Linked DNA regions of Mus musculus: region 2 is linked to region 1. A link is a loop called in an ENCODE intact Hi-C map of the cell type or tissue named here. Cell type or tissue: heart. All regions are shown on one strand.

What was found. Peaks named below come from ENCODE experiments on the same cell type or tissue, not always from the same donor. Only the 100,000 strongest peaks of a DNase experiment are listed, where the experiment ranks them.
Region 2: it touches region 1 in a loop (2.0-fold over the local background); 3 of 42 quality-filtered maps call a loop at or near these places.

What each region holds. Positions count from the first base shown.
Region 1 is chr10:99,751,427-99,759,426 of GRCm38, forward strand. Csl (citrate synthase like) reads right to left here. Exons shown (of 1, transcript NM_027945.3): 1 at 6,279-8,000. The coding sequence starts at 7,775. The coding sequence ends at 6,375. Among named protein-coding and RNA genes, the nearest start is that of Gm35206, 4.1 kb to the right of the region's middle. In heart, no CTCF peak of the experiment used is centred here; no DNase peak of the experiment used is centred here.
Region 2 is chr10:99,938,672-99,946,671 of GRCm38, forward strand. No RefSeq gene overlaps it. Among named protein-coding and RNA genes, the nearest start is that of Gm35437, 40 kb to the left of the region's middle. In heart, no CTCF peak of the experiment used is centred here; a DNase peak (open chromatin) is centred at 3,190.

The sequences.
Region 1 (8,000 bases):
AACTGTACCCAGAAAAGTTATACTTCAAAACTGGTGGAAAAATGAAGATATTCCAAGACAATGAAGACAACTACAAACTAAGACAATGTTTTCCCAACTGGCCAGAATTGATAAAAATAACTAAAAAGAAATTCTATATGAGGAAAAAAGAGGAGAGAGAGAGAGAGAGAGAAGGAGGGAGGGAGGGAGGGAGAGAGAGAGAGAGAGAGAGAGAGAGAGAGAGAGAGAGAGAGAGAGGCAGAGAGGCAGAAAGATGTAGAGAGACACAGGTAGATGCAGAGAGAGATAAGACAGAGACAGAAACCAAATCATGAAAGCATAAGAATCAACAATTTCAATAAAGTGTTAGGACCCCAAACGAATAACAACAACAAAAATCAACAAATGAAAATATGTCATTGTTCTACATATCAATAATGAACTTTCTGAGGGAGAAGTCCAAGGAAGGATTCTATTTACAATGTCATTAAAAACAAGCAAGTAAACAACTACCCAAGAATCAAATTAACTGAGGAGGTGATGAACCTCTACAGTGAAAGCTTTAAAACATGGACAAAAGGCACTGAAGACACTAGAAGAGAAAGACCTATTATGCTCATGAGAGGCAGAATTAGTATTAGGAAGATGGCCCATTACCAAAAGCAACCTACAGATTTAATTTGATATCCATCCTATTCTAACAGCTGCAAAGATGGGAAAGCATACACCATTAATCCCAGAACTCAGGAGATAGAGGCAGGCAGATCTCTCTGAGTTTGACCAGCCTACTCAACCCAGTAATACCCTGCCTCCCATCAAAAACTTCAATGGCCATCTCCAGAGAACTAGAAATGGGTTCTGTGGTTCAAGGAAGGAGGCAAATGGAGAGATAGAACAGAAGATAAGGATAAGCATTGCATATTATTTCTCATTCAAATAATAGGGGTTCAAATATGTATTCAAAAATACATAGGCATGACATGAAGGAGAAAGAGGCGTATTTGGGGGGAGGGGGAGACTAGCAGGAGTAAGAACAAGGAACCGCTTTGGAGGGTTGAATGTGAATAAAGTTCAATGGTGCTTGGTCATGAAAATGTCATTATTTTGCCAGCTTAATAAACAATAAAAACAGAGCTAGGAAAAAATTGAAAAGATTTTGAGATTCTTTACCAAAGATAATCATTTCACTAGACTTCCTAATATCTAATGGGAATTTATTTTTGTGAATTTAAGATATATGTTTGTATTAATCACCCACTTCTAAAATAGATTTGAAGCATCTTACAATAATAATTTAAAAAATGTACTACGGCATAACTAAAATAGAGATTAAGAAGGAAAGCCACTGGCTTGAGGAAGCTGCTTGAAATCAGGGCACTTTTGTTAGGGATGCCTTGTGGAGTGGTACACATATCATAATTATAGTAGCTCCTGCCTGTAATTGTTCTCATTGAAAAAAAAGAAAAAAGGAAGCATATTAATTTATATTACACACAACTTCCTTGTCTCTCTACTCTGAGATGAAATTTATCAAGTGGAGACTGTCATCAATAGTAGATTTAAAAAAAGATGAAATTATTTCTGCTATAATTTTAGGGCAAAAGGGTTGAAATTTACACTGGGCCAAAACATTTCTATTGGGATGTAAAGTAATCAAAATGGATACAGTACAGAATGAGGCTTTCTTATCATTCAAGAGAGTTGTAAGATGACTGATGGAAACGTTACTTACACAGAACAGCCCCTAGTACACGTCCATTAACTAACATGGATTCTGATCAAACCCGAACAGCAGAAAAACTTAAGATTGAATTCTTTATGTGTTCCTAAAATAATTATTCTTCATTATTAGAGTAAATTTGCGTTCAATAATTACAATGCATGCATTTTATAAAGTTATGTACCTTGTTCTGAATATTAAAGACAGTTGTATTTTTATGCAAATTGCAAGGTGACTTTCACAGATGGGCTAGAGGCAGGCCACGTGGAATAAGGAACTTCTTGAATTTCAAATAACGGCTCATTTGAAACACCAGAGGTCCTGAGCAATAGTTTCTAATGAGGTTTCTGCAGAAATACCATTTGAGGGCTTATTCACTTTTTTTGAAAAAGTATTTTCTTCACATGTCCACAAAATTTGAGTCTCCAAGAATCAGGTGTGGGTATGAATGTTGAAAACCCAAATGTTCCTAGGAGACTGTGATACAAATCTTCCATGAGAGCTCTGGCCTCAAAGCGTCATTGCTGCATTACCTAAGAGGGCACGAGGGAAGGGATTATGCTGTGTATAGTTTGTCTAAAATATTTGGTTGGGAGAAGAATAACATTTATATAGTTCTAAACGTGAATTTTCCATAAGAAAATTTCCATGGAATAGGTTTTCAATAGAAAGTTATTGTTATAAAATACTACTACTACTACTACTACTACTACTACTTTTTCATGGAATAGGTTTTCAAAAAAAGTTATTGTTATAAACTACTACTACTACTACTACTACTACTACTACTACTACTACTACTACTACTACTACTAATCTTTCATAAATGAAAACAGTCACACTGGTTTAGGTGGCTGCAGGTTCTGGTTACTTTTTTGATGAAAGCTAGGACCATCTTGGAAGAGGAAACCTCAGTTGTAAACATACCTTCATCATGCTGGCCAGTAGACAATCCTGTGGGGCGGTTTCATGGTTAATAACTACTATGGAAGGTCCCAAGACACTGTAGGCAATGCTACCACTGGGCAGGTTGTCCTGACTTGTGTAAGAAAATAGGATGACGAAGCCATGAGGAACAAGTCAATGAGCAGCCCCCCTTAATTGTCTCTGCTTCAGTCTCTGCTCCAGGTTCCTGCCTTGAGTTTCTGCTTTGACGTTTAAACAAGTAGAGTCTAAGAAGAAAATGTTACAGACTAGGAACCACTTCTCCCCCCTCACATCCAGCACACGTAAGCAAAACAACATAGTTAGAGCCATCCAAATATTACAGTCACATCAAATTTGTCCTTCTGTGTCATCCACAAGAATGACACAAAGGAGGAGCTGGAACATGAGCCTGTGTTAGAAAGAAAGAAAGAAAGAAAGAAAGAAAGAAAGAAAGAAAGAAAGAAAGAAAGAAAGAAAGAAAGAAAGAAAAGACAGCTCCTAAGGAACAATACCGAAGATTGTGTTTCAGCCTACACACATACACACACGCACATACACATGCACGCACACACACACAAACACACACTCACACACATATACACATTCATATATACACACATACACACACTCACACTCACAGATACACACACATACATTCACATGTACATACACACTCACACACAGATATACACACTCACACATACATTCTAATGTACACACACACACACTCACACACATATACACATACACTCACACACACAGATACACACATTCATACACACACACATACACTCACACACACAGATACACACACATATACATTCACATGTACACACACGCACACATACACATACACACTCACACACACACTCACACATACATTCACATGTACACACACATACACACTCACACACAGATACACACACTCACACATACATTCTAATGTACATACACACACACTCACACACATATACACATTCATATACACATACACTCACACACACAGATACACACATTCATATACATACACATATACTCACACACACAGATACACACACGCACACATACACATACACAGATACATACATACATACATCCTAATGTATATACCAACACACACACATACACACACGAACATACTCTGTATGTAACACCTCTGCCTAGATTCTTAACCATGGCTTATGCTCACTCTCACTATTAGACAGATGAAGAAAATCTGGCACAGTACAGTCACTCAGGGAAAGCAAGGGAAGGGGCAGGAGCAGGGAGAGGCATTTGTAGTGGAGAAGGAAATCTTGCAGAAAAGCTGAGGGTGTTCATTTCTTAAATGAACTTTTAATTTTAATTTTTCTGATAAGCTACAAAGATAATTCTCACCCAATTTCTGCTCATACTTCCATAATTTCATAATTTCTGCTCAGACTTTCATAATTTCTTATAGCACAACTCATGTCAAGATTGAAACTAACATTAGTATATTACTTTATTGAATTTTTTAGTTTTCTATCCTTCCTTCCTTCCTTCCTCTCTCCCTTCCTTCCTTCCTTCCTTCCTTCCTTTCCTTTTTATGAATGTTCTTTTTCTGCTCCAGGTTCCAGGGTAAGACACATTTACCTGAAAGGGACTGGGAGAAGTTCTCAGTAGTGAGATAGCTACAAGGTAGTACTGAGTAGATCTGGGAATGAGAGGACAGGTGTGAGAGTGGAGAGACTGGCCCAGGACAGGTCATGTGACAGGCTGTGAGGAATAGAAAGGCTGCAGACTTATCTTAGCCAAGGCCAGCTATAGTCAAGTAGAGTTGTATTGTATGAGCGGTATGGGAAGTCAGAGAAGGACTCAGGGTGTTTAAGGAAGTTGGGGGAAGAACATGGCTTTCCAGCCCTTTCCACTAAGATCTGGGTCTGGAACGAGATGAGATTTCCTATAAGCAACCAATGGGCAGACACTGACCAGGTAAACGCTACATTGTCCTTCCCGGACTGGATCCTGTTAAGCTTTGGGGACAATGATGTCATTTACTTCTATATCATGATCTAATTTACATAACAAGCACAGTTTTTGCTGGGTCTATATCACTCCCTGACCCCTAAGGGAGGTGAAGCTTGAGTGTGTGCACACATGTACACACGCGCGCACACACACACATTTATCCATGCTCACCCTGACCTCTACACTGTCTAATTCATCAACCTTTTAGGTAGAAGTCACTTAATATCATGTCAGGAGAGGATTCTGAGGTTTAAAAAGGTCATGTAATTTTCATAATGTCAAACTCCATGGTGAATAGTAAAGCATGAAATGTAACTAACTTCAGACATCAAGCCCTGCACTTTATTGTTTCCACCAAGCTTAAGGACTTTATTTATTTTGTTAATAAAAATATTTATTTTCACTTTAGACAGAACATCCTGAAGTCTGCATCATGACTTTAACAGCTACCCGGGGGTTTACAGTGTATCCATCTCAACAGTGTGGTGGTGCTGGAGATGGGTTCCATACAAACACAGGCAGGAGCTTTGGGATAAGGAGCCAGGACAACAGGAGTGTATCTCAACCCTTTCTCAATCATCAGGCAGTAGAGCATTCTGAGTCACTGAAAACCTGTGCAAACAGGGCTACTGAAATAAATGCTCTGCTATGAGCTCTTACTTATGGGAAGAGCAAAACACATTGATAATGAAAGGACCATTTCCTTGACATGGGATGAGAAGGCGGCTCACTGTTTTGAATGTCTCCAGCCTTAGGTCTATCTAATATCCTAGTATGGGAACTATGTATAATTTGCTGTTCAAAAAGAAAGGCTAGAACCCCTAGGACGAGACCCCAAAGAGGCTGGTCATTCCTGAGCCTTTATTCTGTGCTAGAACATAGTAAGAGGAGAAACCAAGGTCAGAAGGTAGTGGCTTATGTTCCATGGAAGTAAAAGCCCAACTCCACATTAAAGACTGATAAAGTCGAATGCCCAGGGAAGACCACAGATCGGATACACCTGCTAATAGAGGAACCTAGCACAGGCCAGGACAGGGAGACCCTGATCATCCTTAGCTTGAGGCACAGCAAGGTATAGAAAGCCTGGAAGGAAACCTAACACCCCCCAGACCTTAACTTTAATGCTATAATTTAAAAGGAGAAATAGATTCAAATGTTGGGTGCCGGTCAAAATAAATACCATGCCACTTACGGTCACCTGATAACATTAAAGAGTTGCCAAAACATCTCCAGATAACCAATAGATCTTGCTGGTTAGGAGGTGTTTGTGTACATTGGGAAAAGGCCATGGTGTTTGATACAGCTGGCATCCACTATGATTTCTATGGACATAAAGGGGACCTGTCTCTGGCTTAAATGATTTGGGGACTGGAAGAGTAGAAACGAAAGCTCCATGGAGTGACTGCAGCTTTTCTGTAACCTGCTTTGACCTAAAGAAGAGAGGAGCCAGACTCTTGCTCTAGAGATGGTGAGTGGCCGGATCTAACCCTGACCACAAGCATCAGGGCAGTTCATCCGACAGCTTGCTGGGCAGCTCATACCAGGAGGGGGAGTTGAGCTGGTGAGGGGAGGAGGAGGTCACTTTGCCTTTCAAGTCTCAATTTAAAGCTTCAAATATATTTTCAATGCCTCATATAACAGTTAAATCTTAAGTCTTAAAGGCCCCTGGAACAAAACAAAAATTAGAATTTATTTTTAATAAATTTTTATCCTCGTTTTCTTATGGGCAGTCGTCCCCCCCCTCCCCCCGTCTCCCATTTTATCCTGACTCAGAGTTCACAAACTTCATCAGAGCATCCGTGCTCATGGACTTGGGCCTTTCCAGAGGGAAGCCTAGGGCTCTGCTCCAGATGAGCTGGGACAGAACGCCCAGTGCCCGCGACACTCCGAACAGGACTGTGTAGTAATTCATCTCCCTCATGCCGTAGTACTGGAGCAGCACCCCACTGTGAGCGTCTACGTTGGGCCAAGGGTTCTTAGCCTTCCCTTGCTCTAAGAGGATATCGGGTACAATCTTGTACAGCTGACCAACCAGCTTGAACATGGGATCCTTAGGCAGATGTTTCAGAGCAAACTCTCGCTGACAGGAATAGCGAGGGTCAGTCTTCCTCAGTACTGCATGGCCATAGCCTGGGACAACCCGTCCTGAGTTGAGTGTGTTCCAGATGTAGTTTTTTAACTTCTCATCTGATGCATCTTCGCCAACTTCCTTCTGTAGCTGTGTCAGCCAGACAAGCACCTCCTGATTTGCTAGCCCATGGAGAGGCCCCGCCAGCCCATTCAAGGCTGCTGCAAAGGACAGGTAAGGATCAGAAAGGGCACTGCCCACCAAATGGCTGGTGTGGGCACTTACATTACCACCCTCATGGTCACTGTGGATGGTGAGGTACAAACGCATGAGCTCGGTGAACTGAGGGTCCGTGTAGCCTAACATGTTGGTAAAATTGTGGGACCAGTCCAGCTTAGAGTCAATGGCCTCAATATTCCTATCTTCCCGGTACAGATTCCGGTAGATCTTTGCTGCAACACACGGAAGCTTGGCAAGCAGGTCCATACAGTCTTCATAGGTGAGCTCCCAGTACTTAGTTCGGTTCATTCCCTGCGCATATGCCCGGGCAAAGTTGCTTTCATTGTTGAGGACTGTGATGGCTGCACTGAGCTGAGACATGGGGTGCAATTTGGTCGGAAAATTGTCCAGCATGGTGACGACATGAGAAGGTAGAGCTGCCCTTTTTACCCATTCTTGTGAGAGCCAAGATACCTGTTCCTCTGTGGGCATCTGTCCAGTTACCAGCAGCCAAAATAAGCCCTCAGGCAGGGGTTCTTTCCCACCCTTAGCCTTAGGCAGCAGTTTCTGGCACTCAGGGATACTGTAGCCTCGGAAACGGATGCCCTCATCAGGATCAAGAACCGATGTCTCATACACAAGTCCCTTCATGCCTCTCATGCCACCGTACATCATGTCCACAGTGATCTGGCCCACAACTGTCTTCCCGTGTTTCTTTCTGAAGGTCTTAATTCTGGCTTGCTCCTTGGGTATCAGATTCCTCAGCACGTCTTTCAAGTTCGTGGAAGAAGCACTGGCATGCCGGGCGGCAAGGACAAGGCAGGGTGGGTTTTTGGTTCCCAAGAACCAGGCTGCCGCAGTAAGTAGAGCCATGGCAGGCGAACTCCGAGACCTGGCAGGATGGGATCAAAGGGAGAGAGCTGCAGCGACAACAGTTCGGAATGGCCGCCACTGTGATGGAGACCACGCCAACCGCCAGTGATGTTGAAAGGCTGAGCTCAAGGACTTGAATTTGCGCTTATCAGAGATCAAAGTGTGATTCTCTCCCTCCTTTAAGCAGACTGCTAAGTGCTACAGCAATTTTTTCAAAGGAACGAA
Region 2 (8,000 bases), 190 kb after region 1:
GGTACTGATCAGATGGGACTGAAGAGTCAGTTGTGGTTGATATCAGCATCATTGAGACAAAACCTTCTAGGAAGAGTTTCCTTGAAGTCACACAGACACTATGGCCCAGAAGGGGCTAAGATTGTACCTTGTGCTTGTTACTGAATTTGTTAATGTATAAGTCTTCTAGGTGGTACTAGTTTTCAAGGCATGAAGGAGTCGGGGAGAGCAGCTGAGCCTTGGCAGTGGAAGCCTCCGCAGTAGGAGGCCCAGGATTAAATGACTCAAAAAGCGAAGTTGAGGCTTGGTACCACGCTGCAGAGTTGGAGTTTGTGAATGTAGTCCAGGAGAGGCTGTTGGGAGGGTTCAACCCCTGTGAAGTGATCAGCCTGGGCATACTAGACAAGCTCTGTGTACTGTGGAGGGAAAAGCCGGAGAAGTGAAGCGACTCAAGCCCTTTGGATCAAAAGGTCATGAGTGAATGAATCCCAGATGTCCAATATTGAGTTTTTGACACTTGGTCTTTGGGTTTGCCATAACTTAAAGGAACCGTGTCCTGGTTCTTCCATCTTGGGATAAGAAAGTACTTAACTTGTTTTTATTTGTTTGTTTGTTTGACTTTGTAGGAGTCCACATTTGAAAAACTGGATATTTTGGAAGGGTATTAAACTTTGTAAGAGACTTTGAATATTTAAAAATGACCAAACTTTAAAAGTGTTTGAATTTTTAAAGACTATGGCACGTGTACAATGATTTATGTTTTATATTGTGATGTTGATATTAATATGAGATCTTGGGGATAGGGAAGAAAGAAAACATTACAGTTGAACAGGGATGTGCTTGTGTGTCAGGTGACAAGGTGTCAGTTTTTCAGGTTCATGCCTTGAGTTCCTGCCCTGAGTTCCCTCAATGATGGAGTATGACCTGAGAGTTATAAAATGGAATAAACTCTTTCCAATCAAAGTTGCTTTTAGTCCTGGTATTCTTACCATTACCATAGAAACCTAACCAAGATGTGAGCCAAACACTATGACAAATGCATGTTAACTAATGTCACTGTCTTCATCATCATTATGATACTTCCTATCATAGGTATGATATCTTCCATTTCCACTTTCCACATAATGAAATTAAAGCCCAGAATGACACATTTGTATGCTCAGCTGCTCACAGGTAGAGACTCTTGGAGCCAGTTTATTAATGCAGGCATTTTTCCCAATTGCCTGCATCTCCCAATTACCTGTTCTCCTAGTGCCTCCTGTGAGGCCTCTGAATTCTTCATGGCAATCATGACTGAGTGATCGAAAGATAAGGGGTTAATTTTTTTCTTGGGAATATTAGGTTCCACAGAGCTGAAAACTTCTGAAACTAACAGTAGAGCCAGCTAAGCATGTGTCAATTCAAATTCACTTCTCTAGTTATCGTATGGCATGAATCCAACAGTAGGTATGTCTGCATCCTTTTTCCAGGTGCTGATACCAGACTGCCAGCTCCTCAAAGCTGGCAACATTACCAGCAGCTGGTTGACTGGGTTTGAGCAATACCACTGTGTGGTCTGTGGAAATATTTTGGATGTTTTCTATTCTTCTTTCCATTCCTCAGTTTCTCAGAAGGAAGAAACAAGTGCCTGGCTGCCAGTTGCTGCCAACAAGGTTCCACTTTCCACCTTTCCCTTCAACAGTCTCCGAAATGTACTAGGACAGGACAGGTGACAGGCATGTCTTGGGTTTCTGAGTAGAGGGCAGGCACATCACTATTTACAACTGATGGCATGTTGCCATCTCTATGCGTATCTAATGCTGAGTTGACAGCAAACAAGTTGGAACGTACATCAGAATCTTATTAAACTAATCTACACTATAATCTATAGATTTACCGTCACCAAGACTCTAGGTAAGAATTGGATTTCATGCCATGTAATTAGGCTTAATGAAATCTCTGTAATGCTTTATAATCAACCAATGGGTTCTTATTTGCCTTCCATTCAACACCGACTAATGCTTCTTATAGCACTCAGAGGCTAGGAAAGGCTGCTTCCTTTCAAATAATTTGTTTCTTTTTTTCCCCCATTTTAAAAACATTATTCACTGTTATGTGTATGACTGGGATTCCAGAAAATTCACCAGTTGGACCCAGAAAGTCTTTTAAAACAGGCTGTTCAATAGCATCATGTTCACGTTCTTCCAGAATTATTTTGGCCCATTGTTTCCCCAAAACATCTCCATCTAGACCAACTGGGTGCTCCCTTCAAAAACAGGCTAGAGGGCTACATTGTTGAGACCCCTAAATCAGCAGGTTAGCTGAAGGTTTGTCCAGCTATCATTCCAGGTGGCTCTTATTTATCTTTATATTTTGCAACTTCTGCTTGCTGGCAAGGGGGACAAAATGAATGGTGAATTCAACCCCAGCCAGAAAAAGAAACTTTTCACTTGGGCCCAGCAGCTTCCTATCTGCACAAAGCTACTTGCTGGCTTACAACCTATAGCACACTACGCTATTATCTGCAGCTTCACAAAGAGGTTTTCAGATCTGCAACATAAAAGATGTTGTAACAAACCACACAAATGCTGCACAAACTAACGCAAATGTGCAGGGAGAATTTAATACCTGCAGATATAAAACCCTCAAGTTTGTTTTTAAAGCTCCCTTTGATCTTGAGAAGAAAGAGCGATTTAATCAGCCCTTTGGAGAAGTTATCCCATGCTGGACTTTGGCTGCCTCATTTTAGTTCAAAGCAGGCAAAGGTAGTTTCTTTTGAACCGGGATGGAGAGGACGGGTAGAGATTGATACAAATGAACATGATTGATACAAGCCCTTGATTCCCCTGGATCATAAGATGAGGACTGTAAAATGCAAAACGCAATTTTTTTAAAAAAAAAAAGAATTTGAACAGCCTGTACTCTGCAGACACCTAAAATGTAGCTGAATTGTAGTTTCTCAATTTGTTTTATGCTTTTTCGTGAAATCCCAAAATGGGCGAATGAACTAATAAATCATCTTAAATAATTTGCTTGAGCGTGTTTTACGTACTTCCTGTTCCTTGAACGGTTTCCCTCCAGTCACCAGGGTTGCCGGAGCATTACAAATGAGCTTTTCCTACTGCTGAACTCTGGCTGGCCTCAGTCAACCTGACAGGCTAAAGAACAAGAGAAAGGTCCCTAGAAGCAGGTGGCTTCATGTAAGACTCCCAACCCTCCATCCTTTCAGGACCATGTGGCCACCGGTTTCTCTGAACGACTGGGGCTGGGTGCCAGCATGATCCTTTTGCTCCCAGGCTAATGTCATTGTCCACCGCCTTCACTGCTTCGGTTGTTCCGTTGTTTCACTTTTCCCCTCTTAGTCTTTGTTCGGAGCTCAGCTAGACAGACATCTAGCCAAGCTCAGAGCGGTTCTGTGGAATCACAGTGAAGAATGGAGAGGAAGCGAACTCATTTATTTTTGTCACAAAAGAAAGCTCATTTGTTACAAACCTACTTAATGATTCCTTTAGTCTCTAAGACTGCAAACACTCTACGAGCAGAAGTTTGTATAAAGACTGAACACTAGGCTTTGAGGGCTGTTGCTGATGGCTTTCTTATATATCCCATGTAAAGTTGCAAGCTCATTTACATGTTAGGCACTTTATTAGTTCTTTGGGGGTTCAACCTTGGGCGATTAAAAGCAATGGTATAAAAAATAAGTGGAATTTTTGCACAGGGCTTTTGGATTTGTGCTAAGGAGTAATAGAACAATTCAGGACAGTTGTTTAATCCGTAGAGTTTTACAGATAATTTTTAGTCACTATTACCTAACTATTCCCTCTGAAGCACAACACTGATTTTTTTTTCCATTGTGGAGAAGGGAAATTTATTATGTCTCATGGTTTCTGGACTCTGTATCCGGGGCTAGCTGAATCTGCTGCATTGAGCTTGAGGCGAGGCAGGTGACAGAGGCTTCTTGCCTCATCGTTACCAGGAAATGGAGAAAAAGAACAAGAAGGGGCTGATGGACCTTTCCATGGTACTCAGAGTACATGTGACATGGACTGTGCTGCTTTTGGGGGCCAGTCTTTTCTTTCTGCCATTTGGGTCACAGGGACTGAACTCGGGCTGTCGCGGTTACTGACAAGCTCTGTTACATACTGAGTCATCTCACTGGTCTATTCACTATTATATAATATTATTCCACGGGATAGTTTGACTTTCCTCTTCTTATGTGTTGAAGTATTGTCATGCTTCTAATGTTCTTAGCAACCTCTCAGAATAAAAAGGATCTTATGGGATAATATAAGTTAAGGCATGGTTACTGAATTCTATGTTTTCTTTTAAACTCTCCTAAAATAATCTATCATTTGTGTGTGTGCGCGCGTGTGCATGTGCGTACACGCGTGCACATATCCTTTGACAACTGAATCCAATATATCTCAATAATTTTCAGTCCTCCTCCCCAGCTTCTTCCAGATCAACCCATCTCTTATTCATCCTGCTTTGTGTCCTTTTGTTTATTTGTTTGTTTTTAAACCAACACATTGGATTTGTTCTGCCCAAATACTCAAAGATATATGGCTTTCTAACAGAGCACGGCCCACTGGGCAGGGGCTACAGTCATATAGAATACCGGCTCTTTCTCTCCTAGAAACTATCATTTGCCAATAGTTCTTCCAGGCCTTGATGTCCACCTCCCCTCTCCATGCTGGGGTTTGGTCTGACTTGAGTGTACGTTATCAAAACTATCCTGAGTTCTTAACATGTAGCTGTCCTGCTATGTCCAAAAGACAGAGTTTCCTCTCAGCCACCAATTACCTCTGTCTCTTACAATTTTCCTGGCCTGTCTTCTGAAACGTCTGAGTCTCATAGATGTTCCATTTAGAGATGAGCATTTCAACACCTCTTTTTCTCTGCACTTGGGTCTCTGTGTTAATAACCATGTACTGCAAATGGAAGCTTCTTTGATCCAGGTTGAGAAATGAATTTATCTATGGGTTATAACAGTGAGTAGTCAAGAATCCATTTCAAACTATGTAATTTGGCAGCAAATGGTAGTCAGTGCACCACAAGGGCCTATGACCTATCTAGCCATGGGTTCTTAGTGGGTGTCTGGTATGTGTTTCTTCCTGTGGACAAGACTTAAATCCAATCAGAAAGTTGTTGTCTACACCCATGATATTTGAGTCACTAGTGCACCAATGACCATGTCTTGCAAGCCAGTCATTACTGTAACTCAGGTGAAAAATATAGTACAAAAGATAAGGTTGATGACTTTATTTCTTTTCCAGTAATATACATAGCACCTTCAACATTATGAAAGCTAGCCAATAGGGCTGACGCTTCCAGGTGAACACTAGCTTGATTGCTCTGTGTCCGAAAACCAAAGTATGTGGTATCTAAAGCAATTGGGTCCTACAGTTATGGAGGGCAACCAAAACCATGGTAATAGCCTGTTGGGCTATGGGTCGCACTTGCTAAGAACACTAAAAGATATAATTCATTTCTAACACTGTGCTTTTTATTTGTTAGCCTGTGCTGTCTAGTGGGAGGTATTGTCACCATGTTAAAGAATGCACGACTGTCACCCTGAGTCCAGAACAATTATTCATGTAGACATCACAGTAGTTGATCATCTCCCACTTCAACAACCTCTCTCTCAGTCTTTTTCTAAACTCTAAAAGGACAGGGGCCTTTGTCTCATTTGTCTTTGTGTCACTAAAGCTTAGTACATTGTGTGTCCCAAGCAAGTATACAAAAATATTTAGTGATTATGTCATATGTGCTCCCATGATCAGAATTTATCTGAACTGACAATAACAAATGCATATTTAACCAACCATAATGCAAAGATGAAAGAGCCATTATTTTTAAAACTAGAAGTACACTGGTTCTATCTTTTTATAGAATGTGTTAGTTTTACAAATAACTTGCAATCACTAAGCAGAATATTCCTTGGCAGGAAAGCATATAGGTAAACACTTAACATTTTAAACTCTGCTTTTTGCCTAACATTTAATCTTCCCTTTAGAAAATAAACTATGCACGCTTGAATTGCTGCATATTGACTTTCTATTTTACTGCAGAAATTTGCATAATTGTGAGGCACTTAAAATGAGAAGTTGTCTTCTGTTTTCACTCTGATTCTGGCTATGTGTAGGCAAACTTAACTTAATCAAAACTTAACCCTATATAAGCAAATTGTATATTTAGTCCCACTGGGAAAAAAAAAGGAAAAAATACAGAAAGAAAAAAAGAAAGAAAGAAAAAGAATAAAAGCAAACCAAGACCTATGTCAGCAAGAGAGAAGGGGGCCATGTTGGTTTGCAATCGTAGGGGCGGGGCTGGGTAGGTGGAGTAGGTGCTGCTCCTTGGAGAACCTGAGTTCCATTCTCAGCTTCCAAGTTGAGTATGTCACAGGCACCTCTAATTTCACCTCTGGGGGATCCAATACCCTCCTCTGGCCTCTGTGGCCACCTGCACTCATGCAAAGACACATGCATCTCCACACAATTACAAATAAAAGAAGCTCACATTTTAAAAAGAATTTATTCACAATTACGAAAAACTAGCCTTGCTACCTAAGAGGTTAAATTAGTCACATATTTGCCAGACATTAGTGCTTATGTTTTTTATATGGTACCAGGTTGTTGTTTTTTCCACCATGGTGATATTATTAGTAAGATAAATATATTAGTAGTGACTTTGGGGTTTGTTTGTTTGTTTTTGCTTTTGTTTTGTTTTGTTTTTTTTGTCCTGAAACTCTTTTCTTTTTCCACTATAGCAAAGTTCTTATGGTAAACTAATTTTCTCTAGTTAAGCGTAAATCACTGGTAGACAAGAAGGCCAAGGCCTTTGCTATTCACAAGTTTGAGTCACATCCTAAATCTGTTAGGATGAGCAATTGGCTCTGTCTCTACAGAAAATTAGAGCTTCCTCTTTGCTAAAACAAACCAGAATTAAGATTCTTCTGCCAATGTTGTAGCTCCTTGTTACATCCATCAACTGGATTCCAGCCTCATTTCTCAGGAAGTATCACTTGGCAGAAGGCAAACGACCCATGAGACCTCAATGACTCACGTTTATTTGCTTTTTTGAAATGCTTTTACAATGATCACTATTCTTCATGAATAAAATTTACTTAATTTTTAAAGACAAAATGTCTTTATTTCTAGTAACCATGAGACATTCAAAAACATAAATTAAGACAAACTACTAGCATCTTAAAGGCACTAAGTTGTGTTGATCGATTCTTTGAGAATTTCACTCTTCTATGTAAGGCAGCCACGTGTGTTCTATGTTCTCCAAATGCACATGGATGTGGAGTCATCTACTGTAGCATGGACAACCTACAGGTACCACACCTCTGAGAAAACTGATTTTCTTTCCCCAGAAGCTGTCAACTGCCAATAGCTCTGAGCTAGGGGTGACACTTTAGGATCTCGTCCTCATCCATGCTGCAATGTTGTCTGGTTTGATCTTGTGCTAGTCTTGTGCTGGAAGCCAGGCTACTGTGACTTCTGAGCTCACTAGCCCTGTCTTATCCAGGAGACAGTGCTTTGCAGAGTACTCTCCAACATCTGCCTCATATAGTCTTTCCATTCTCTCTCCCACAGTGCTCCTTGAGTTATGAGAAAAGGAAATATATGTATATGTATGATATGTATGCATATGTTTAGATATGTATATATGTGTGTATATGTGTATATATGTATATCCCATCTATGGCTAAGCATAGATGTCACAGTGTCTTGCTCTCTGCATTTGGCTTGTGAGTCTCTATGATAGCCATTTTCCATGGCAAGAAGCTTTTCTGCAGAGGAGTGAGCTGTTCTCATCTACAGACAAGTACTTAGAAGGCAGTTTGATATTATGAGAATAATTTTTAAAAGACTTTCTGCAATTTCAGAAGTCTTTCCATTGGATGATACTTAAAAGCACTAGCTTCAAATCTGGGCTTCAAAACGTATTAGATAAAATGACTGACTATCCATAAGACTCTGTTTCATCTCCACAAATGAGTGATTACGTAATTGCCCCATAAAGGGATACATTGT